Linked DNA regions of Homo sapiens: region 2 is linked to region 1. Evidence: chromatin contacts called from ENCODE Hi-C data. All regions are on one chromosome and are shown on one strand. The core of a region is the stretch at or near the end of the contact, and the rest is flanking DNA. Distances in the headings are between cores, read along the strand shown. Region 1 holds the start of LINC02754 (long intergenic non-protein coding RNA 2754). Region 2 holds the start of UNC93B1 (unc-93B1 regulator of TLR signaling).

Region 1 (3,216 bases), core at 350-2,849:
CTCTTAATTTAGCATTTGTGGCTCAGACAGCCCCGGATATTAAAAAGAAACTCCAAAAACTAGAAAGATTTGCTAGAATAAATATCAGTCAGCTTTTAGAAATAGTCCAAAAAGCTTTTGACCATCAAAAGGTTAAAAAACAAAAACAACACAGGCAGCTGAAAAGGCCGCTGATAAATCATTCAAAAGACAAACAAAAATCTTAGTGGCGGCTATCCAAGAAGTGCAGAATGAAATAGCCCATTAATTTAGCATTAACTGAAGCCCCTGCTTTAGCCCTCCCTAATATCTCCATAAAAGCCAAGGAGTTGCTAAAGAGGTGCTGACTCAGGCTCTAAGACCCTAAAGATGCCCAGTGGCCTATTTATCTAAGAGGCTAGATCCTGTGGCCTCTAGATGGCCAAGTTGTCTGCGAGCCATAGAGGCTACAGCAAGCCTAGTCCAAGAAGATGATAAGTTAACTCTAAGCCAAAATTTAACCCTTACAGCTCCTCATGCTGTAAAGACCTTACTACGAAGTGCTTCTGGCAAATAGATGTCAAATGCTCGCATCTTGCAGTTTCGAAGTTTACTGTTAGATCAGCCTGGTTTGACTTTCTCTCCCACAAAGTGTTTCAATCCAGCTTCGCTACATCCTGACCCAGACTGCACTATTCCTGCTCATGACTGTCAAGAACTGTTAGAAACTATCGAAACTGGCCCATCTGATCTTCAAGATGTGCCCCTGGAAAAGGCAGATGCCGCCGTGTTCACAGACAGGAGCAGCTTCCTCAAGCAGGAAGTATTAAAAGCCAGTGCAGCTGTTACCACGGAGACAGATGTGTTGTAAGCTCAAGCTTTACCAGCGAACACCTCAGCACAAAAGGCTGAATTGATCGCCCTCACTCAGGCTCTCCGATAAAGTAGAATAAACGTATTAACATTTACAGTGACAGCAAGTACGCCTTTGCTACTGTGCATGTACATAAAGCCATCTACCAGGAAAGCAGGCTACTCACCTCAGCAGATAGCTGTGATCCACTGCAAAGGACATCAAAAAGAAAACACGGCTTTGCCCATAGTAACTAGAAAGCTGATTCAGCAGCTCAGGTCGCAGCGCAACTTTCAGTCACGCCTCTAAACTTGCTGCCCACAGTCTCCTTTCCTCAGCCAGATCTGCCTGACAATCCCGTATACTCAACAACAACAACAACAAAAAAACTGGCTTCAGATCTCAGAGCCAATAAAAATCAGGAAAGTTAGTAGATTCTTCCTGACTCTAGAATCTTCATATCCTGAACTCTTAAAGAAACTTTAATCAGTCACCTGCAGTCTACCACCCACTTAAAAAGAGCAAAGCTACCTCAGCTCCTCCGGAGCCATTTTAAGATCCCCCGTCTTCAAAGCCTATCAGATTAAGCCGCTCTCCAGTGCACAACCTGCACCCAAGTAAATGCCAAACAAAGTCCTAAACCCAGCCCAGGCCACTGTCTCTGAAAAAACTCGCCGAGAAAAAAGTAAGAAATTGACTTTACAGAAGTCAAACCACACCAGGCTAAGTACAAATACCTTCTAGTACTAGTAGACACCTTCTCCAGATAGACTAAGGCATTTGCTACCGAAAACGAAACCACCAACACAGTAGTTAAGTTTTTACGCAATGAAATCATCCCTCAATATAGGCTGCCTGCTGCCATAAAGTCTGATAATAGAGCAGCCTTCACCTCGCCTATAGCTCAGTCAGTCAGTAAGGCGTTAAACGTTCAATAGAAGCTCCATTGTGCCTCTATTGCCTGGAGCTCTATCAGCCCCAGAGTTCCAGGCAAGTAGAAAGCGTGAACCACACCCTAAAAAACACTCCTACAAAATTAATCTTAAAAACCGGTGTAAATTAAGTAAGTCTCCTTCCTTTAGCCCTACTTAAAGTAAGGTGCACCCCTTACCAGGCTAAGTTCTCACCCTTTGAAATCATGTATAAGAAGGCGCTGCCTATCTTGCCTAAGCTAAGGGATGCCAAATTAGCAGAAATATCACAAACTAATTTATTACAGTACCTATAGTCTCTCCAACTGGTACAAGAGATCATCCTGCCACTTGTTCGAGGAGCCCATCCCAATCCAGTTCCTGACCAGAAAAAGTCCTGCCATTCATTCCAGCCAGGAGACCTAGCGTTTGTTAAAAAGTTCCAAAAAGAAAGACTCACTCCTGCTTAGAAAAGACCTCACACCGTCATCCTCACGACGCCAGCTGCTCTGAAAGTAGATGGCATTCCTGCCTAGATTCATCACTCCCGCATCAAAAAGGCCAACAGAGCCCAACTAAAAACATAAGTCCCCAGGCCTAAGTCAGGCCCCTTAAAACTGCGCCTAAGTCAGGTGAAGCCATTAGATACATTCTTTTTACTACCTCACTTATTTGTTTTTGCCAGTTACGTCCTCTGTACCTTCCTACTCCTTTCTCCTCACCTCTTTCACAACAGGACGTGTATTTGCAAACACCACTTAGAAGGCCAGTACCTCCAAGGAAGTCTCCTTTGCAGTTGATTTATTTGTACTATTCCCAAAGCCAGTCCATACCCACGAAAAACAACACAATCTGCCAGTCCCAGGAGCAGGAAGTGTCAACCTTGCAGCAAGATTCAGACACTCCAAGAGCCAAACTAAGTGTAGAAGCTCCAAAAGTGCAGAAAAAAGACTCCAAAATATTGACTTTTACCTCTGTCCTAGAAATCACCCTGATGCTAGCTGTCAAGATACTTATCAGTTTTTCTGCCCTGATTAGACACGTGTAACTTTAGCCACCTACTCTAAAAGATCAACCAGATCTTCAACTCTTTCCATAAGTCGTGCTTCTCATCCTAAATTATGTACTAGAAAAATTGTAATCCTCTTACTATAGCTGTCCATGACCTTAATTCAACTCAATAGTATCATGGCATGTCATGAAGATTAAGATTCTATATCCCAGGATTTAATGTTAAGTCTATGTTCACTATCCAAAAAAACCCTAGTCTCATAAAGCCCACCCAAGCCAATCAGGCCTTTAACTGATCTAAGTAACCCTATGTTCCAGAAACACCCTGACAAAGTTGATTTAACTGTTCCTCCACCATTCTTAGTCATAAAAGATACACTCCAGAAAGTGCAAGAAAATCTAGATAAGCGCCAACAAGAACAAGAAAATAACATCCCCTAGTATCAAAGCATGTTCAACTAGAACCCAGAGCTAACTATTCTA
Region 2 (3,216 bases), core at 346-2,845, 120 kb before region 1:
GCAACCGCCACAACCCCCAGGCCCAGAGGAACAAGGGGAGGAAGAGATTGCACCAGGCCCCAGAAGTTTGGGGTCCCTCAGGGAAATTGAGAAGCTCGGGGGGCCCACTCCCAGCACTTTGGGGGCTAAGGCGGGTACATCACTTGAGGTCAGGAGTTCGAGACCAGCCTGGGCCAATATGGTGAAACCCCATCTCTACTAAAAATACAAAAATCAGCTGGGTGTAGGGGCACACGCCTGTAATTCCAGCTACTCACAAGGCTGAGTCAGGAGAATTGCACTTTCTCATCATACTGTGTAATGATGCTGGTGTCTGCCATCTGAGAACGGCCCCCGCCATAGCCATACTCTCCCACCTCCTCCCTGCCCCTGCGCCTCGGGCCCTGCCCTCTCTTCGGCTCCTTTCCTGTCTCCCACTTCCAGCCACCCACCTGCATGAATCCACCTGTCTGTTCCCCACATCTGCACTTGGGCATCGTCACCTGGAGAAAGTTCTACCTCCTGGAAGCCTGAAGCCACTGCAGATTCACGCCTCCCCCCACCTTCCCAGCAATCCTTGCGGGGTGGGAGGTGTTTGTCATCCAGTCACTCATGCACCCATCCAGTCACAAGTATTGATCACTCAGTAGGTGCCCAATGCCATCCTCTGCATTTGGGAGAGGATGTACCTAAAGAGCAGTGGGTGGAGGGGGGTGCACAGGGAGGGCATGGAAAACCAGAAGGGAAGTGAAGGGACTGCATTCTCTGCAGGGATGGTCTCTTGTTCTGAGAGCTGAGTGGGAAGGAAGCCACCTGGGAGGCGCAGCAGGAAGAGCATTCAAACCAGAAGGAACCCAGGGGAGAGAATCTGGATATTTTCAAAAGTGGCCCCGTGGCTCCAGCCAGGTCGGTGGTAGCCAGTGCTTTGGAGTGTCGGCCCCACCACAGGCTCCCGCTGCAGCCCGGGATCCAGTGCCCAGCAGGATGGGGGCAGGTGGCTCTGGGCCCCACTACATGGTTGTGGCAGGGTCCCCCATGTAGTTCAGTGGGGATCACAATCTCCACCTCCCAGGACCCACTCAAGCTCCCATTTGCACAGCCCAAACTGGAGCAGGATGGGGACATGGGAGGTGGGCTCTGGCTGTAGCGTCCGGTGGTGGGAGGTGGGGTCCAGGTGGTGACGCTACTGTCCCTGCAGTGCTCTTTGATGAGCTGTAACAGCAGGCTTGGAGGTGGGGCTGGGGACGACCCAGGCAACCCTGAGGGGAGCTTAAGGGAGCCAGGCAACCCTGGCACTTTTCCAAGGCTTTGCATTAACTCAATAGTTCCGCCATGGCCCCGGGGGTAGTGCCATGTATTTCTGTTTTACCGTCGAGGAAACGGAGGAAACCGAGGCACAAAGAAATGGAGTTAATTCCTAAAGTCACAGGGCCAGGAGGTGGCTGAGTGGGGATTCGAACTCACACCCCAGAGGGCACACACAGGCAGGCCCCTGCACACACGCGCGCGCGCGCGCGCACACACACATACACACACACGTGTCCTGGAGGAGGCGGCCCGCAGGGCGGGACAGGGCGGGGCGGGGGCAGGTCCCGGCCGCCGGGAGGAAGTGGCCGGGCGGTCGCAGGGACTCCGGGGCGACCGCCGCGAGTCCGCAGTAGTTCGGGCCATGGAGGCGGAGCCGCCGCTCTACCCGATGGCGGGGGCTGCGGGGCCGCAGGGCGACGAGGACCTGCTCGGGGTCCCGGACGGGCCCGAGGCCCCGGTGAGCGGGGACCCGGAGTGCGAGGCGCGGGCGTCCCCTGTGGGCCAGGGTCCCCCCGGCGGGGGCGGGGCGGGCCGGGGGGCGGCGGGCACCGGGGGACACGGGTTCGGGGCGCGATCGCGGGTGCGAGCGGCGTGCGTGGCTCGCAGCTGGACGAGCTGGTGGGCGCGTACCCCAACTACAACGAGGAGGAGGAGGAGCGCCGCTACTACCGCCGCAAGCGCCTGGGCGTGCTCAAGAACGTGCTGGCTGCCAGCGCCGGGGGCATGCTCACCTACGGCGTCTACCTGGGTAGGTGCCGCTCGGGGACCCGGGGCCGCCCCGCCCGCTCCCAGCCCGGCCCGGGAAACAGAAACCGCGGGCCGCCGCCTCCCGCCCGCTCTCACTTCCCCTCCGCTGCCCTCGCAGCTGCAGCCACGGCCCCCCGCGGCGGGGGTGGGGTTGGGGGGTCAAGTAGCGCAGCGTCCCCGGGTCCCAGCCAGAGCCTCGGTGTGGGTGGGGGACGGGGGTCCGGGCTCCCGGACAGACCTGCCACCGTCAGAATTGGAGGCCGGCGGAGCAAGGCGGGTGGGGGTCTGGGCTTAGCTGGCCAAGTGGCCGCGGGCTGGCAGAAGGCGTGGCGCAGCCCGGGAACCCCGCTGTCCTGAGGGGCGCTGTCAGCGGGAATGCCTTCGGTGATTGGAGCTCCCTGCGAGGCCTGCATGCCGTCTTCTGCTCGGTGGCGCCCAAAGCTAGGCTGCTCCCTGCACGCCGCTCTCTGTCCTGTCCCCAGGCCTCCTGCAGATGCAGCTGATCCTGCACTACGACGAGACCTACCGCGAGGTGAAGTATGGCAACATGGGGCTGCCCGACATCGACAGCAAAATGCTGATGGGCATCAACGTGACTCCCATCGCCGCCCTGCTCTACACACCTGTGCTCATCAGGTGGGCGCGGCTGCTCCTGTGGGATGCTGCGGTACTCCCATTTCGGAGGGGTACAGAGGCCGGCGGGCCAGGAGGTGTCCATCTGCCGGGGTGTTTGTGGGGCGAGGGAACAAGGGAGAGGTTTTTTTCTACCCGGAAGCCTGAGAGTGAAGGGGGTGAAACTCGGATTTGGGGAAGGAAACAGGAACTTTGCCTCAGGGCACATTTGGTTTCCAGCAACAGATTCACACGGGCTGAGCTCCCTCCCAGCTTGCCTGGGCCTCACGTGGCACCCTCCTCGTGGCCTCCTTGGAGGCCTCCCAGAGCCACTGTGGCCTTCAGGGTTGGGGCTGTAGAGTTAGGGGTTTCTGATCGGTCAGCAAAGTCCAGGCACCCATGCCTGGCCCAGTCGCTGTGACTGGTGCTGAGGGGGTGTTTCTCACAGACAGGCATGGCTGGGCAGGTGCCCCAGAGCTCTCCCCCAGATCTGAGCCCTGGAGGTATGTGGTTCAGCCTCCCCATCACCGGTCCACAGTGCCCTCCCTGATGGGACCTGGAGACCAGTGG

What was found. Hi-C counts contacts between places; a loop is a spot of excess contacts on that map. Pooled maps may share reads with other maps.
Region 2: a loop to region 1 is called in a pooled map, with 2.2 times the contacts of the local background. The contact joins the promoter of UNC93B1 here to the promoter of LINC02754 in region 1. A Hi-C loop is called at or near these places in 2 of 50 pooled maps.

What each region holds. Positions count from the first base shown.
Region 1 is chr11:67,882,811-67,886,026 of GRCh38, reverse strand. LINC02754 (long intergenic non-protein coding RNA 2754) reads right to left here and starts at 1,599. Exons shown (of 3, transcript NR_183627.1): 1 at 999-1,599. The region is part of intron 3 of LOC112268076 (translation initiation factor IF-2-like); the gene reads left to right.
Region 2 is chr11:68,002,476-68,005,691 of GRCh38, reverse strand. UNC93B1 (unc-93B1 regulator of TLR signaling) reads left to right here and starts at 1,595. Exons shown (of 11, transcript NM_030930.4): 1 at 1,595-1,744; 2 at 1,894-2,035; 3 at 2,517-2,670. The coding sequence starts at 1,649. RefSeq lists enhancers at 552-1,094, 1,095-1,638, 2,543-2,592, 2,693-2,742, 2,843-3,042 and silencers at 1,473-1,772, 1,833-2,242.